Linked DNA regions of Homo sapiens: region 2 is linked to region 1. The links are chromatin contacts, found by Hi-C or POLR2A ChIA-PET in ENCODE. All regions are on one chromosome and are shown on one strand. The core of a region is the stretch at or near the end of the contact, and the rest is flanking DNA. Distances in the headings are between cores, read along the strand shown. Region 1 overlaps INSR (insulin receptor). Region 2 has its middle 15 kb from the start of CERS4.

Region 1 (4,487 bases), core at 1,272-3,771:
TTTAAAGAACAACTGAAGATAACCCAAAATCCAAAATCTTAAATGCTCCAAAATTTCCTGGCCCGAAAATCCAAAATCCTAAATGCTCCAAAATTCAACTTTTTGAGCGCCGACATGATAGCAGTGGAAGAAAATTCCATTCCTGACCTCTTGTGACAGGTCACAGTCAGGGCGGTGAAAACCTTGTTTCCCGCACAATATTACTGAAAATATTGTATACAATTACCTCCAGGCTATGTGTATAAGATGTACATGAAACATAAATGAATTTAACGTTTAGACCTCGTTCTCAGCCCCACAGTATCTCATTACATATACGCACATATTCTAAAATCCCAAGTGGGAAACACTTCTGGTCCCAAGCATTTTGAATAAGGGATACTGAACCTGTATCTGGCATTGACGTGTGTACAAGGTTATGTGTCAAAATACATGCAGGGCTGGAAGTTTATGTACCAAACCTAAGAGAGTTGTTACCTCTGGGAAGAAGGGAGGAGAATATAGCAAGGGAAGATGACAAAGAGAACTCCAACTGTATCTTACATTTTATTACTTTCACTTATTCACTTTTTATTTTATTTTGTTTTTTTTTTTTTTTTTAAGAGATGAGGCCTTGCCCTGTTGTCCAGGCTGGAGTGCAGTGGTGTGATCGTAGCTCACTGCAGCCTCCAACTCCTGGGCTCAAATGATCCTCCCACTTTAGCCTCGTGAGTAGCCAGAACTACAAGAACATGCCGCCACCCCCGGCTAAATTTTTTTAAATTTTTGGTAGAGATGGGGTCTTGCTATATTGCCCAGGCGGGTGGATCACTGGAGGTCAGGAGTTCGAGACCAGCCTGCCAACATGGTGAAACCCCGTCTCTACAAAAATACAAAACTTTGCCAGGCATAGTGGCGTGCACCTATAATCCCAGCTACTTGGGAGGCTGAGGCAGGAGAATCACTTGAACCCGGGAGGCAGAGGTTGCAGTGAGCTGAGATCGTGCCAGTGCACTCCAGCCTGGGCGACAGAGCGAGACTGTCTCAAAAATAATAAAATAAAAATAAATCAGCTGGGCATGGTGGCACATGCCTGTGATCCCAGCACTTGGCAGTATCCGGAGACATTTTTGGTTGTCATGACTTGGGGTTGCTACTGGTATTGAGTGGAGGCCAGGGATGCTACTAAGCTTCCTGTAATGTACAGGGCAGTCCCCACCACGGAGAGGGGTTCAGCCCAGAATGCTAACACTGTTGAGGCTGAGAAACCCTGCCTAAACTCATTAAATTTAAAAAAAGAAGAAAACAAGCCAGGCACAGTGGCTCATGCCTGTGCACTCTGGAAGGCCGCAGTAGGAGGATCACTGGACGTCAGGAGTTCGGGACTGGCCAACATGGTGAAACCCCGTCTCTACTAAAAGTACAAAAATTAGCCAGGTATGGTGGTATGCACCTGTAATCCCAGCTGCTTAGGAGGCTGAGGCAGGAGAATTGCTTTGAACTCAGGAGGCAGAAATTGCAGTGAGCCAAGATCATGCCACTGCACTCTAGCCTGGGTGACAGAGTGAGACTCTTGTCTCAAAAAAAAAAAAAGAAGAAGGAGGAGGAGAAGGAGAAGGAAAAGGAGAAAGAGAAGGAGAAGGAGGCAAGCCAGATGTGGTGGTGTGTTCCTGTAGCCCCAGCTACTTGGGAGGCTGAAGCTTGAGGATCCCTTTAGCCCAGGAGTTTGAGGCTGTGGTGTACTATGGCTGTTTCTGAATAGCCACTGTACTGGGCAACATGGTACACATCTTTTTAAACATTCTTTCTAAAAACAGCAAATTTCATTTTATGTGTGACTTTTACTATAAATAAAAATGTTTTTAAAATAATAAAAGTTCAGCCGGGTGTGGTGGCTCATGCCTGTATTCCCAGCATTTGAAAGGCTGAGGAGGAGGGCAGATCACTTGAGGTCAGGAGTTCGAGACCAGCCTGGCCAACATGGTGAAACCCCGTCTCTACTAAAAACACAAAAATTAGCCAGGTGTGGTGTGGGCGCCTGTAATCCCAGCTACTCAGGAGGCTGAGACAAGAGAATTGCTTGAACCCGGGAGGTGGAGGTTACAGTGAGCCAAGATCGCACCACTGCTCTCCAGCCTGGGTGACACAGCGAGACTGCCTCAAAAAAAAAAAAAAAAAAAACAGCTACAACTCTGCAACTCTGGTGTAATATCATGAAACCAAAAATATTTGCATGTTGTGTACCACAGAAGCTATTTATAAATGAAAATTTTGGCCTAAAAAAAAAGAAAGAAAAGGAATCCAAATCAGAACTCCTCTAAAAAAGCAGTACCCTGTTTTCAGTGTTGGGCTACTGCTAAAGCAGAGAAAAATGAGGTTTTGGGAAGCGGGACAGATTCTTAGAGCCATGTTAGCAAAATTACCAAACCCCATCCCCCCAACACAGACACACACACCACTCTTAGTCTTGAACAATAAAGACATACAAGGAGCACAGACTCCAGATGGCAGACTAAAAAAACATTATTAGATTTCCAATGAAAACTTTTGCTGTAGTGGTTCTAACGTGACACAGCCCTACAAAAATAAAGATGAATCACGGCCCATTTCGAAGGAGAGGTCTGACTGCCTTACGTCACAGCCAGTCACACACTGTTTTGGTTTTTTTTTTTTTTTTTTTTTTTTTTTTTGAGATGCAGTCTAGCTCTACTGCCCAGGCTGGAGTGCAGTGGTGCGATCTCGGCTCACTGCAACCTCCGCTTCCTGGGTTCAAGTGATTCTCCTGCCTCAGCTTCCCGAGTAGCTGGGATTACAGGCGTGCGCCACCACACCTGGCTAATTTTTGTATTTTTAGTAGAGACGGGGTTTCACCATGTTGGCCAGGCTGGTCTCGAACCCCTGACCTCCAGTGATCTACCTGCCTCAGCCTCCCAAAGTGCTGGGATTACAGGCATGAGCCACCGCACCTGGCCTAAATTTTTTCTTAAGTTATCAAAGAATTGCTTCCCCCCAAAAGTTATGGCACCATAAAATTTGTCAATGAATACTCAGTTACCTGCTATTTCATTTTATGTGGCTAGAACACAATAAATAATCCAAACTGATGAAGACATTGCAAAATAAAACCAACCAAAAACATAGCCCAATTTCACTCATGAACACAGATGGCAAGAATTCAGAAAACGAAACAAAGCAAACCTAGCAAATCGAATTCAACGTTATGCTGAAAGAATAATTCATCACAACCAAGTAGGTTTTACCACAGGAAAGCAAGGATGATTTTATATTAGGAAATCTATTAAACATAGATGTCGGATAATACCATTGTTAAATATTTAATGTTAGTCTAGAAGCCCTGGTCAATAGAATAAGATTTAAAACCGAAACAAGAGGTATGATTTTAGACATAATTTTTTTCATGCTTCCAGAACTGAGCAGACATAATTTTTTTAAATGACCATAATTTGTAGAGGACGAAATTGCACACAATGAATAAAACAATTTAAAAACCTACCAATCAATTTCACTAAAGTATCTGGATTCAGGGTAAATATGCTATTCATAGTAGCCATAACTAACACAACAAAACTCTGTGATACAGAAATCAGGAACCATCGTCACAAAAATAATACAGGATAAAGATGAAGAAAGGACAATATAAAAGATTTGAACAAATTGGCTGGGCGCAGTGGCTCATGCCTGTCATCCCAGCACTTTGGGAGGCCGAAGTGGGCAGATGACTTGAGGCCAGGAATTCGAGACCAGCCTGGCCAACATGGTGAAACCCCGTCTCTACTAAAAATACAAAAATTAGCCGGGCATGGTGGTGTGTGCCTATAATCCCAGCTACTCAGGAGGCTGAGGCACAAGAATTGTTTGAACTTGGGAGGCAGAGGTTGCAGTGAGCCGAGATCGTGCCACTACTCTCCAGCCTGGGTGACAGGGCGAGACTCTGTCTCAAAAAGAAAAAAAAAGATTTGAGCAAATGGAAAAGGAGATCCCATACCTGCCCGGAAAGGAAAAATACGAAAGTATTGATTTCTTAATTTATGGATTTTAACCCATTTTTCCATTTGTCCCAAGAATAATCTATTCTCTAATCCTAATGTAACATTATAGACATTTCTGTTACATTAAGATTAGAGACAAGTTCTGTTTAGAAATAACTCCAAGAACCGTTTTATATTTTCTCATATTGAAAATCAGTCAGATTTGCTTCAGCCTCAAAGAACATGTTTATGTAAAATTAAAGGAGTGCTGGCAGCGAGCTGCACTTTTTTTCCTCTGGGAAATGGGTTATGTTTTTAATTAAATTTTTAAATCAATATCTCAATGGGTTTTTTTGTTTTTGTTTTTGCTTTTTTTTTTTTTTTTTTTTTCAAGATGGAGTCTCGCTCTGTCGCCCAGGCTGGAGTGCAGTGGCATGATCTCGGCTCACTGCAAGCTCCGCCTCCCAAGTTCACGCCATTCTCCTGCCTCAGCCTCCCGAGTAGCTGGGACTACAGGTG
Region 2 (4,389 bases), core at 1,215-3,714, 950 kb after region 1:
GCATGGTTGTGCATGCCTTCAGTCCCAGCTACTTGGGAGGCTGAGGCAGGAGAATTGCTCGAACCCAGAAGGTGGAGTTTGCCCTGAGCCACGATCGTGCCACAGCACTCCAGCCTGGGCAACACAGCGAGACTGAGTCTCAAATAAAAAACAAAAAAAGAGAAAAGAAAATAAAGCAACCAGGGGAATTCCTGGGGCACACAACTAAGACTATGTTCCTTCCTGCTCTAAACTCTCCCATGGCTCCCTATTACCCCCAAGATTAGATCAAAGTCTTTATTGAGACTCCCAAGGACTTTCTCTACTTCAGCTCTGGTTGTCTTGCAGCCTGATCTCTACCTGCTCTTGCTGCTTCTCACATCATTAACCTTGGGCCCTGAAGGTGCAGCTTCCAACTTCTGGGCCTTTGCACCTGCAGTCAGCTTTGCATAATTGCCTGACTGCCCCTGGCACATTCTTGTTCTTTGAGATTCAGCTTGAATGCCTCTGCTCTGGGAAGCATCCCTCTCCTTCAGACCCTCCCTCCCACCCCTACCCGGATCTAGGGGCCCAGGAGGCTTTGGGCTGGGAAGATTAAGAAGACGATGATGAATAAGTTGGTTCTAGCAGTTCCTTCCTTCCTTCCTTTTTCCTTCGTTCTTTCTTTCTTTCTTTTTCTTCTTTCTTTCTTTCATTTTTCTTTTCCATTAAGCATTTAACCCCCTTGTACACAATTCACTCTTTTTAAAGAAAAAAACTGAGGCCGGGCACAGTGGCTCATGCCTGTACTCCCAGCACTTTGGGAGGCCGAGGTGGGTGAATCACAAGGTGAGGAGTTCAAGACCAGCCTGGCCAACATAGTGAAACCCCATCTCTACTAATAATACAAAAATTAGCCGGGCGTGGTGGCTTGTGCCTGTAGTCCCAGCTACTCGTGAGCCTGAGGCAGGAGAATCGCTTGAACCTGTGAGGCGGAGGTTGCAGCAAGCTGAGATCACGCCACTGTACACTAGCCTGGGCGACAGTGTGAGACCCAGTCTCAAAAAAAAAAAAAAGAAAGAAAAGAAAAAATTGAAATGTAAGGCTGTGTAAGATTTGTTTTGAAACTACACAGTGTCTTTTTTTTTTTTTGTACAGTTAATGCACTACTGAATGTGTCTTTAGATAGCCCTGTCCTGGTGGTATTTTCAACAGCCACTAACCTTGCCTGGTATAATATGGGGGTTGTAAATTGCAATGGAAATTTAAAGCAGGTTCTTGTTGGTGCACAGCACAAATTGGTTATATATGGGGATAGTAGGTTTTTTGGGTTTTTCGTTTTTTTTTTTTTTTTTTTAAGACTGAGTCTCGCTCTGTTGCCCAGGCTGGAGTGCAGTGGCATGATCTCAGCTCACTGCAGTCTCTGCCTCCCAGGTTCAAGCGATTCTCCTGCCTCAGCATCCTGAGTAGCTGGGATTACAGGCACCCGCCACCAAGCCCAGCTAATTTTTGTATTTTTGGTAGAGATGGGGTTTTCTCATGTTGGCCAGGCTAGTCTCAAACTCCTGACCTCAGGTGATCCGCCCACCTTGGCCTCCCAAAGTGCTGGGATTACAGGCACGAGCCTCCGTGCCTGGCCTAGGTTTCTTTTCTTTCTTTTTTCTTTTTTTTTTTTTTGTAGTCAGTGCACACATATCACACATACACTGGGGTTTTACAAAATAAGAGACAAAGCTCTGAGTCAAATGCAAAAGTTTAGATGCTCACTCCATGGTCCTTTCCTCCAGGGAAGTCCCCACTCCCTGAGCCACCCCAGGGGACTCCTGGGCTGGAAAGAACTGAGAAACCCCAGGCCTCTTGCTCCTCCAGAGTTGCAGGGGGACAAGGCAGAAACCCCAAAGGTCCCGAGACCCTGAGCTTGGACACTGCCCCTCTTTTCCTGCAGCCTCTTCCTGTGTCCCCAGCCCTGCACTCCCATCCCCTCCCCCAACTCTGCTGGCCCAGCCCTGGCCTCCCTCCCGCACTCATTTCCGGAGGATGCCCCAGCCTGTTGCAGACATGGGGGAAGTCCAGCCTAGTTGGGGATGTCACAAGGGGGTGGGGTTAGGGCTATTTCTTTTATTTTTTATTTTTTTATTTTTTTATTTTTTTTGAGATGGAGTCTCGCTCTGTCACCCAGGCTGGAGTGCAGTGGCACCATCTCGGCTCACTGCAACCTCTGCTTCCCGGGTTCAAGCAATTATCCTGCCTTAACCTCCCGAGTAGCTGGGATTACAGGCACACGCCGCCACGCCCGGCTAATTTTTTGTATTTTAGTAGAGATAGGGTTTCACCGTGTTGCCCAGGCTGGTATCGAACTCCTGAACTCAGGCAATCTGCCCACCTCAGCCTCCCAAAGTGCTAAGATTACAGGCATGAGCCACCGTGCCCAGTCAGGGCTGTCTTATGTCTAGTTCATACTCTAAATGTTCAGACTTGACATGCCCCAGCCTATCTCCAGCCACCCTCCTCCACCGCCCAGCCCGGCAGCCCACATCCTCACTGACACGGATATCAGGCAGGCTTCCTTCAAGACCGCTGTTTTTGCCCGTTCTCAACTAGAGCCCATAGCCTTGCTCAGACACACAGGCTTGGAAGGCCACTAACTCACTGCCAGACCTTGGGCAAGTCGCTCCACCTCCCTGATCCTGCCCTTCTGCATCTAAAAAGTGAAGTATTAAAGGAAAATGCATCTGTCTGCACGAAAGCAGAAACACAGCTCCTAGGTTCTGGTTCCAGCGGCTCACAGGCTGTGTGACTTTGGGCCAGTGTCCTAACCTCTCTGGGCTTCGGTTTCCTCACCTGTCAAAGAGGAATTAAGAGGACCCACCTCACAAGGCTGTTGCAGGATCAGATGAGTTCATTTCAAATAGTGTCTGCAGCCTGAGCAACTTAGTGGGACCCCATCTCTAACAAAATTTAAAATGTGGCATGAACCTGTAGTCCCAGCTACTTGGGAGGCTGAAGATGGCTTGAGCCTGAGAGCTGGAGGTTGCAGTGAGCTATGATTATGCCACTGTACTCCAGCCTGGGCAACAGAGTGAGACCCTGTCTTTTTTTTTTTTTTTTTTTTTTTTGTGACAGAGTCTCACTCTATCGCCCAGGCTGGAGTACAGTGGCATGAGAGATGAAACACACCCCAACCAGGTGTCTGCCTTGCAGCTGGGACTAGCTTCTCCCCATACTTCCTCCTGTCTTTACCCAAGGGGCCTTCAACTACCGTGCACCTCCCTTCTGAGCAGACACCAAGGACATCCTGTCTCCAGCCCAGACACACACTCTGAGCTTCCTCTATGTGCACCTCCCACAGCCCCCTGGAGATCTGCACCTTCTAACATCCAATGCCACATCTTCCCTCCAGATCTGCTTTCACCCTGTGCTCCCTGCCCAGAGATGGGCACCGAGCCAGGCCCGCCTGCCCAGCATAGTCCAGGCCTGGGGGGTAGACCTTCCCATCCTCTGCCTCCCCCTCCTCCCTTCCCTGGGTCCCCCAGACTCCAGACACCCTCATCTCGGAACCGGACTCTGTTTTGCTCCGTTCTCTCCACTCACCTCCCACCCTGCAGCCCTGGTCACTCTATTTTTTTTTTTTTTGAGACGGATTCTCGCTCTGTCACCCAGGCTGGAGTGCAGTGGCGCGATCTTGGCTCACTGCAAGCTCCGCCTCCCGGGTTCACACCATTCTCCTGCCTTAGCCTCCGGAGTAGCTGGGACTACAGGTGCCCACCACCACGCCTGGCTAATTTTTTGTATTTTTCCTAGAGACGGGGTGTCACCGTGTTAGCTAGGATGGTCTCGATCTCCTGACCTCGTGATCCACCCGCCTCAGCCTCCCAAAGTGCTGGGATTATAGGCATGAGCCACCACGCCTGGCTTAATTTTTATTTTTATTTTTTTGAGATGGAGTTTTGCTCTTGTTGCCCAGGCTGGACTGCAGTGGTGCGATCTCGGCTCACTGCAGTCTCCACCTCCCAGGTTCAACCAATTCTCTTGCCTCAGCCTCCCGAGTAGCTGGGATTACAGGAACCCTCCACCATGCCTGGCTAATTTTTGTATTTTTAGTAGAGAGGAGGTTTCACCATGTTGGCCAGGCTAGTCTCGAACTCCTGACCTCAAGTGATCTGCCTGCCTCGGCCTCCCAAAGTGTTGGGATTACAGGCATGAGCCACTGCACCTGGCCTTGTTGTTTTTTTGAGACAGGGTCACCCATGCTGGAATGCAGTGGTACCATCATAGCCCACTGCATCCTAGAACTGTGCTCAATCGATCCTCCCACTTCAGCCTCCCAAGTAGCTGGGGCCGAAAGCACGTGCCGCCAGGTCTGGTTTTGTTTGTTTGTTTTTGTAGAGATGGGGTCTCTATGTTGCCCAGGCTGGTCTCAAACTCCTGCCC

Evidence for each region. Hi-C counts contacts between places; a loop is a spot of excess contacts on that map. ChIA-PET counts read pairs that join two places held with the same protein, here RNA polymerase II (POLR2A). Pooled maps may share reads with other maps.
Region 2: a pooled map shows a loop between it and region 1 (3-fold over the local background). The contact joins two enhancer-like sites. A Hi-C loop is called at or near these places in 1 of 50 pooled maps. POLR2A ChIA-PET finds 5 or more read pairs at or near these places in 3 of 52 experiments (AG04449, PC-9 and activated CD4-positive, alpha-beta T cell).

What each region holds. Positions count from the first base shown.
Region 1 is chr19:7,240,595-7,245,081 of GRCh38, forward strand. The region is part of intron 2 of INSR (insulin receptor); the gene reads right to left. Among named protein-coding and RNA genes, the nearest start is that of INSR, 52 kb to the right of the region's middle. Within about 2 kb of position 2,522, at least 11 of the 41 ENCODE cell types and tissues checked have a DNase peak (open chromatin) inside an H3K27ac peak, as active enhancers do.
Region 2 is chr19:8,192,172-8,196,560 of GRCh38, forward strand. No RefSeq gene overlaps it. Among named protein-coding and RNA genes, the nearest start is that of CERS4, 15 kb to the right of the region's middle. RefSeq lists enhancers at 1,685-1,774, 2,065-2,184, 2,625-2,674, 3,049-3,902, 3,285-3,384 and 1 more. Within about 2 kb of position 2,465, at least 16 of the 41 ENCODE cell types and tissues checked have a DNase peak (open chromatin) inside an H3K27ac peak, as active enhancers do.